Regions from separate parts of the Homo sapiens genome. Here regions 1 and 2 are each linked to region 3. A link is a contact called in ENCODE Hi-C or POLR2A ChIA-PET data. All regions are on one chromosome and are shown on one strand. The core of a region is the stretch at or near the end of the contact, and the rest is flanking DNA. Distances in the headings are between cores, read along the strand shown. Region 1 holds the start of CLPB (ClpB family mitochondrial disaggregase). Region 2 holds the start of STARD10 (StAR related lipid transfer domain containing 10). Region 3 holds the start of FADD (Fas associated via death domain).

Region 1 (2,700 bases), core at 41-2,540, 2.2 Mb after region 3:
TTGGGAAACTATCCTTCACTATATAAATAAAGAAATTGGTCAGACGCGGTGGCTCACGCCTGTAATCCCAGTACTTTGGGAGGCCAAGGCGGGTGGATCAGGAGGTCAAGAGATCGAGACCATCCTGACCAACAACTAAAAATACAAAAATTAGCTGGGTGTGGTGGCCCGCACCTGTAGTCCCAGCTACTTGGGAGGCTAAGGCAGGAGAATAGCTTGAACCCGGGAGGCGGAGGTTGCAGTGGGCCGAGATTGCGCCACTGCACTCCAGCTTGGCGACAGAGCAAGACTCCATCTCAGAAATAAATAAATAAATAAATAAATAAATAAATAAATAAATAAATAAATAAATTGAGGTCAAGCTGGCATTAGAACCGAGTCAGGTTGTTCCTGACTCTGGCACCTTTGGTGGCGGGGGGTAGGGGGGAGCGGTTTGGCAACTTCTCTAAACCATCTGGCGGTTGCCCTTAAAACACCCCATAATTTCCGTTTCCTGGAGATCTCAGGAAAGAGGAATTGGACCAGGCAGAATATGAGAAACATAAGGGGACCATGCTATAATATTAGATGTTTAGTCCAATATCCCCATTGTACAGATGGATAAAATGATGCCCAGAGAGGGGAAGCGGATCTATGGTACGAGATTATACAACTCCGAGGTGATGAGGTCTCTAGGGCAACACCCTGCCCCTGTAACCAGATGATGTCTGAGTCCCTCCAAGACTTAGGCTCTAAGGATCTAAACCTATAAGTACCTCCCACCCTCCTAAGATACGAAGTTAGGACAATCTTCCCGCCTCTCCCTTCCTCAAACCCAGATCTCATAATCACCCTTGTTGGACGGACTCTTGCTGTAGCAATGAACCACCAGCGCTGCGGCCAGGGCGCACATGCCCAGTCCGGCCCTGCTGGGGACCCCGTTCCAGCTGTCCTGTCCTGGGAGTGTTTCTTCGGGACCAGGAAGGCGTCCCCAAGTGGCAGCCGCGAGGCATTTGGTATCGAAGCGTCCTCCCTGGCGCCCCCCGGTGGCTGCCCCACGTCCGGAGAACAAGGCCGGCGATGTTCCAGGGCGCCCCCCGGTGGCTACCCTCAGCCACTGCGGCTCCCCGAGACTCCCAGTAGTCACATTCCGGCCGGAAGCACCTCCATGGCCCCGGAGCGTTGGGGACCTGAGCAGCCGGAGGAGTAGCCGTGGCGCCAGTGCTTTTCTCCTCAACACCAGGGACCCCAGCATCTTGACAGCTGCTTCGATAACCCCGTGGTGCCGGCCCCTGTGCTGACCACGTCCAACATGGCTGCCGCGGCGCGTTCGAAGACGCCGCGAACAGGGTGGAGTTGCGCACTACCTCACGGGAGAGGTAGTCCACAGCCCTAAGCCTTTCCCCAGCTGGAGAATAAATAAACTACGTTTCCCAGAAGGCTGTGGGATTGCGTCACAATGACTGCGGGATTATAGAAGCCCGGGGCATATTGGGAAATAGAGTTCGGGTGAAGGGGCGTGGCGATTAGAGTTAAAGATTAGAATCCCAAGACTTCTTTCCTAGTTTAGTTGAAGCACACGACACACTTTTTTTTTTTTTTTTTTTTTGAGACGGAGTCTCGCTCTGTCTCACAGGCCGGAGTGCCGTGGCGCGATCTCGGCTCACTGCAACCTTCGTCTCCTGTGTTCAAGCAATTCTCCTACCTCAGTCTCCCGAGTAGCTGGGATTACAGGCGCCCGCCACCATGCCCAGCTAATTTTTGTATTTTTAGTGGAAACGGGGTTTCACCACGTTGGCCAGGCTGGTCTCTAACTCCTGACCTCAGGCGATCCGCCCGCCTCGGCCTCCCAAAATGCTGGGGTTACAAGCGTGAGCCACCGCGCCCGGCCCACAATTTTTGACTGGTGTAAATTACCCAAGAATCTTCAGCAGAGGCATATTATGAAACTTATGCTTATTTAGTTTAGCCTATCTCTTTTTTCAGCCTGGGCGGCCTTTCAAAAAGATGTTTAGGGTAACTACTGCACCTGAGATAGGAATACATTTTATTTGAAGAGTTGACTTCCGGTCTTTTTTTTTTTTTTTTTTTTGAGACAGAATCTCACTCTGCCGCCCAAACTGGAGTGCAGTGGCGCCATCTCGGCTCACTGCAACCTCCGTCTCCCTGGTCCAAGCGATTCTCCCACCTCAGCCTACCGAGTAGCTGGGATTACAGGCACGCACCACCACGCTTGGCTAATTTTTGTATTTTTAGTAGTAGAGACGGGGTTTCACCATGTTGGCCAGGCTGGTCTCCAACTCCTGACCTCAAGCGACCCACCTGCCTCAGCCTCCCTAAGTACTGGGATTACTGGCGTGAGCCACTGCGCCTGGCCCTGATTGTGTTATTTTTAAAGGGCTTTCAAGTGGGTCATCTCATCTGATCCTCATGGCAGCTGTGTGTGAGAAGCTGGGCAAGAACTGTTATTCCCGTCTACAGTGAAGGGAATTGAGGCTCAAAGGTGAAAAGATTTGCCAGTAAATCACCTGGAGTAAAGTAATGCTCAGGTCTTCTGATTTTGAGCATATAGTTTCCATTAACACCTGCACTCCCATCCCGCCCCCTCTTTTCCAAACTGAACCCATAGGTAGGCAAAGGAGGAAGTTCTTCTTTGTGCCAGTTCTGTTTCTTCCAAGTCTTGTACGTCTGCTCAGACTTCACATGATCAGAGTCTTCCCT
Region 2 (2,804 bases), core at 140-2,639, 2.6 Mb after region 3:
TCAATGCGCATCACTTCCCCTTCTCATCAGCCAGGCCAGCCCAGGTATCACCTCCAGCTCCACTGCCCCCAGATGGAGTTACCTGAGTACCCAATTCCTCCCAAGCTCAGAAACAGTGTCCACTGCCTTCCCACTCCTTTCCATTCAGAGTCTGTCCCCTTAGTGCTGCCCCCTCATCTGTCACACCTGGGTTCTTTCCCTTACTTGGGCCACTGACCTGAGAAGCAGGGTCTGTACAGCTCCAGCAACACTCTCCTCTTCCTCCAGAATTCTCCAGATCCTCCTCAGCTTCTTGGCTCTGGTGCTCATCTCAACACAGCAGGGTCTTCCTCCATCAGGCCAAGGTGGGGGTAGGAGAAGAATTGGGAACAGGGACTCCCCTAGGTTCTCAGGGTACAGTCAGTCAATCTAAGCCTGTATCCAACAAAGACACTGACCCCTGGGGTACAAGGAAGGGCTCCAGGCCCAAAGGCAGGAGGATTAGGCTTTAGCTCTTGCTCACAGCCTGCTGAGACCTGGGGCAAGCCCCTGTCCCTCTTTGGGCCCTCAGGTTTGCAATTTGCAGAATGAGGAAATGGGTTCCTCAATCTACAATCACCTGACTATAATAATATTTTGCCTTTATATACCGCGTGGGTAAATTCCTGAAAGTAAACTAAGCTGTTTTCACCCCTGGATCTCATTTGATCCTCCCAACAGCCTGTTTGCATTTACAAATGAGAAAGCTCAGTTCCCTAAGGGAACAAAATTACCCAAAGTCACACAGCAAGCTGGAAGCAGAGCCTGGGTGCAGTCCTTGAATCCTGATCCTTCCCTGGTCCTTTACTCTCTATGATGCTGGAAATCTGCCTGACTTCCTCTAACCTGTTGTCCCATTTGTAAAAGGACTGTTGTGAGGACTGAATTAGGAGAGGCGATGAAGAGGGTCATTCCTTGTGAATCATAAAAGAAAGGACCACAGAACGATGACTGGACCGTTAGGTTACTATTTATTACGGTTATCTTCGCTCAGGCGCCCCCACGTGTCGATCCCGAGACTCTCGGCTTGCGCAGGCGCTCTTTGGTGTTTACAGCGGCCGCGAAGCCCCGCGTTTGCGCGTGCGCTTCCCGCCCGGGACCGCCCAGAGGTCCCGGACTAGGGGCGGACTAGGGGCCGCTCTGCCTCCCGCCCCCTAGTGGTTGTGGCCGCTCTGTCACCACGGCTCCCGGGGCCTCTGTCGGCTCCACTTTGGTTGAGACGTCTCCACAGCCCAACAACGGCGGCGATCTGAGGAGAGGCAGGAGAAAATACGGCGCGCTCGGCATCGTCCTTCTGACCGGGGACTCCAGCATCTCAGTCATCGCGTCACCAAGCCCCACGTGCAGGTTCTGGCATCCATCATGGCAAACTGGAGACCGCGGTGAATTCCACCGGAATGGCGCGCGCATTGCCACATGGGAACTGTAGTTCTTGGCTAGGACCTTTCTGGGGCTGGGCCGCTGGAAAAACTACATTTCTCAGGAGCTCAAGAGTCAGGCTGACAGAAAGGGGGCCCGCGGCATGTTGGGAGATGGAGTTTGGGGGGTTCGTGCTAGCAGGGAAACAGTGAAGCAATGGAGCCAAGTGTTCTGAGCCTGGGCCTGTGGGTTTGAGTTGGGCAGGAGTTACACAGTAGCTCTTATAAGAGAGGAGTAGCATTGTTGCGGCTTTTAGAAAGAATGCTACTTATTAGTTGTGTGATCTGAGCGATCAAGACAAATGCCCCTTTATCTTTTTTATTTATTTATTTTTTGAGACAGGGTCTCTGTCTGTCAGGCTGGAGTGCAGTGGCCCCAGAACTGCTGGCCTCCCGCCTCACCCTCCCAAAGTGCTGGGATTATAGGCGTGAGCCATCAGGCCTGGCCAGATGCCTTTTTATCAACTACGATGGACCTTAAGGTTAAGGTTAAGGAAACAAACGTTGCCTACCTCAGGGCTCAGCTGTCAGCTGGCATGGCAACTTCTTAAATTTCTACTGCTGCCAGAAAAACCACACTCTTACTAAACCCCTAGCAATAGGAGCTATCATGCAAATTGTCAGACTCTTCTTTACTGAGATTTACAACTCAGACCACTACAACGCTGATCGACAGAGGACAGGCCTTACAAACATTCTTTCCTGATAAGTAACTGCAGACCTCAGGCCAGTTTCAGCAAGCTCATAGAGACTGCACGCAAACTGTGTTTGTGTCCTATAGTCCACCTTATGATGCAAAGAACCAAATTCCACCTCACTTTAACGCAAAAACCCCATCCCAAAGTGAACATGGAACATATGTTACAGGTGTTTACCCATTGTGCATGCACTCACATCCCCTCATAAATATGTATAGCTTTTCCCCAAAACCTGCTGAATATGTATGATTATTGTGAAATACAGACCCTGTGAGTCATAAACCAGCCTAGGCCGGGAGTGGTGGCTCACGCCTGTAATCCCAGCACTTTGGGAGGCCAAGACGGGCGGATCACGAGGTCAGAAGATTGAGACCATCCTGGCTAACATGGTGAAACCCCGTCTCTACTAAAAATACAAAAAAATTAGCTGGGTGTGGTGGCGGGCGCCTGTAGTCCCAGCTACTCGGGAGGCTGAGGCAGGAGAATGGCATGAACCTGGGAGGTGGAGGTTGCAGTGAGCCGAGATCGCACCACTGCATTCCAGCCTGGGCGACTGAGCGAGACTCCGTCTCAAAAAACAAAAACAAAAAACAACCAGCCTGCCTTTTCCCTATACAAAGAGAGAGCACCTTTGGTACCTACAGGAGAGTGTCTCTTTTCAGTTTGCAAA
Region 3 (2,700 bases), core at 164-2,663:
TGTTTGAACCCGGGAGGTAAAGGTTGCAGTGAGCCCAGATCGCACCACTGCACTCCAGCCTGGCCATAGAGCGAGACTCTGTCTCAAAACAGCAAAAAAAAAAAAAAAAAGAAAGAAAGAAAAAAAAAGTAGATTCGTGGTTGGTGGGGGAGGGGAGGAGTACATGCTAATGGGTTTCTTCTTGGGGTGATGAAAATGTCCTAAAGTTAGACAGCAGTAAGGGTTGCACAACCTTGTGACTACACTAAAAACCACTGAAGTATAACTTTAAAAGGGTGAATTGAATGGTATGTGAATTATATCTCAAGAAAACAAACTCAGCTGGCATCAGCCCCTGCCCCACCCTGTGGTAAAGCTGGGTCCTTGTTGGCTGGTGAGGGCTCTCCTAATCTGCACCCCCTCCTCACCTCCAGACCCACGGCATTGCTGCTCCTGGAACCCCAGCCGTCCCCTGTGCTCTGCTCTTCTGTTCTCCGTGTGCCCAGCTCTTCCCCCCACACCTAGGTACCCGGCCCCTCCCAGCCTTCACCTGCGCCTTTACAGAGGCCCCATCAGACCACCGGGCCCCCCACCCTCCACACGCCCACCCCGTGAAGAGACTCCCTTTCCCCTGGCTCTTCTGAATTTCTGGCATACTATACGATTTCCTTATTTTTCCTTATTTTTATTTTTTAATAGAGACGGGGTCTCACTATGTTACCCAGGCTGGTCTCGAACCCCTTGTCTCAATCAATCCTGCCTCAGCCTCCCAAAGTGCGGGCATTGCAGGCTGAGCCACCACGGCCGCCACGACCTTCTCTTCTGGAGCGTGTCGCTTTTGTAATTATGATGTAAACTCCGGGCACGCGGGGACCCTCGCGCTTCGCTCACTAATTTGTCCCCAGACCCTACTACCTGGCACAGTAGGCGCTCAATACTGTTGATTGAATAAACGACTGCTACTTTGGAAATCATGTATTATTTAAATCACATGTTTAAACGCACATAAACTTCTGAGTAGTGTTTTCTGCACACACAAGATGTCTCCAGGGGCACCAAAGAATGCATTTTCCACGTTTGTCCCTAAACGTTAATGCATAAGTAACCTTGGTCACCAACAGATGTGAGGGCACGTGACGTTCGGGCTGCGCCCTCCCCGCCCCGGCCCTGCACACAGTAGGGCCGCACCGCGCTTTGCAAACAGGTGGACTCGGCAGAGGCGCGACCGCCCTCACCGCAGAGAGCTGGGCCACCTGCAGGCTCTCAGGACACCCAAGGCCCCACCTCCCACCCGGAAAAGAGACGATACGCCGGGCGCAGGCGCAGAAGCCGCGCCCGTCCGCGGCGCCGCCAGCCAGGGCGGAAACGGCTGCGGCTTCGCTAGGGACGCATGCGCGGGTCCCTTAGTTTTCGCGAGATAACGGTCGAAAACGCGCTCTTGTCGATTTCCTGTAGTGAATCAGGCACCGGAGTGCAGGTTCGGGGGTGGAATCCTTGGGCCGCTGGGCAAGCGGCGAGACCTGGCCAGGGCCAGCGAGCCGAGGACAGAGGGCGCACGGAGGGCCGGGCCGCAGCCCCGGCCGCTTGCAGACCCCGCCATGGACCCGTTCCTGGTGCTGCTGCACTCGGTGTCGTCCAGCCTGTCGAGCAGCGAGCTGACCGAGCTCAAGTTCCTATGCCTCGGGCGCGTGGGCAAGCGCAAGCTGGAGCGCGTGCAGAGCGGCCTAGACCTCTTCTCCATGCTGCTGGAGCAGAACGACCTGGAGCCCGGGCACACCGAGCTCCTGCGCGAGCTGCTCGCCTCCCTGCGGCGCCACGACCTGCTGCGGCGCGTCGACGACTTCGAGGCGGGGGCGGCGGCCGGGGCCGCGCCTGGGGAAGAAGGTGGGCGCGGGGCCGGGCCGGGGGAGCCAGGGCCTGGTCGCCCGGCTGTAGGTGCTGCGAGGCTCCTCCGGTTGGCCTCCAGGCGCCTCCCCTTTGCCGGGTTTGATTTGCGTGGGTTTTCTCCGTACAGCCCTGGTTTTGCAGATGGGAGAGCCAGAAACGCAGAAAAGTTAACTTATTCGAGGTTGCAGGGCGTGGACACGCACAGTCCTTTTTCCTCCACCCACTTCTGCCCGGGTAAATTAGAAAACTCACTGAAGAAAAGATGAGTCAGAGAAGGTGTGGGGGAGGGGCAGAGGTTGGGTGAGCCTGCCTCGCATCATTTCCTTTCTGTCTCGGAATATGCTTTTCACGGCTGTCTGAGAGTAATACTAGCATTCAGTAACTCCTACCCAGGGGCTTACAGTGTGCCGCTTACCCTTGTAACTGCCAAATACAATTTTCGCAGTAGCCCTGTGGCTTAGATACTGTTAGCTATCACTGTTCCCATTTTACAGAGGACAGGACTGTGGCTCACAGGTTAAGTGGCTTTGTCGAAATGCGCAGCCGATAACTGACGGAGCTAGGCTTGAGCCAAGCAGTCCGGCCTCCGGATGGGTAGTGTTAGCCACTACACTGCCTCTCTGGTCAAGTTCATTGTGGAGTGGCTTCCTGTCCTGCTCTCGGTCACTCCCTCTCCACCCTCGCCTGTGGATTGCAGCAGCTTCCAGGATAAAAAAGAAACCCTGAGTACAGCAGAGTTTCTCAGCCCTACCCCCCTTGTTCTCAGAGTCGGGAGAGGCTTGGGAGTGCTCTGGGGACGCCTCTCAGAGGCTTCAAGCTGTAGCTTGGAATCAG

Evidence for each region. A loop is a pair of places that touch in the nucleus more often than their neighbours do. ChIA-PET counts read pairs that join two places held with the same protein, here RNA polymerase II (POLR2A). Pooled maps may share reads with other maps.
Region 1: a map of B cell shows a loop between it and region 3 (17-fold over the local background). The contact joins the promoter of CLPB here to the promoter of FADD in region 3. A Hi-C loop is called at or near these places in 2 of 168 maps with a recorded cell type or tissue (B cell and CD8-positive, alpha-beta T cell) and 2 of 50 pooled maps.
Region 2: a map of CD8-positive, alpha-beta T cell shows a loop between it and region 3 (32-fold over the local background). The contact joins the promoter of STARD10 here to the promoter of FADD in region 3. A Hi-C loop is called at or near these places in 1 of 168 maps with a recorded cell type or tissue (CD8-positive, alpha-beta T cell). POLR2A ChIA-PET finds 5 or more read pairs at or near these places in 1 of 52 experiments (activated B cell).

Annotation. Positions count from the first base shown.
Region 1 is chr11:72,433,241-72,435,940 of GRCh38, forward strand. CLPB (ClpB family mitochondrial disaggregase) reads right to left here and starts at 1,291. Exons shown (of 16, transcript NM_001258392.3): 1 at 832-1,291. The coding sequence starts at 1,234. RefSeq lists enhancers at 913-1,372, 1,436-2,242.
Region 2 is chr11:72,792,658-72,795,461 of GRCh38, forward strand. It overlaps STARD10 (StAR related lipid transfer domain containing 10), which reads right to left and starts at 1,390. Exons shown (of 7, transcript NM_006645.3): 1 at 218-1,390. RefSeq lists enhancers at 1-14, 1,146-1,715.
Region 3 is chr11:70,201,883-70,204,582 of GRCh38, forward strand. FADD (Fas associated via death domain) reads left to right here and starts at 1,414. Exons shown (of 2, transcript NM_003824.4): 1 at 1,414-1,863. The coding sequence starts at 1,578. RefSeq lists silencers at 1,824-1,903, 1,953-2,144.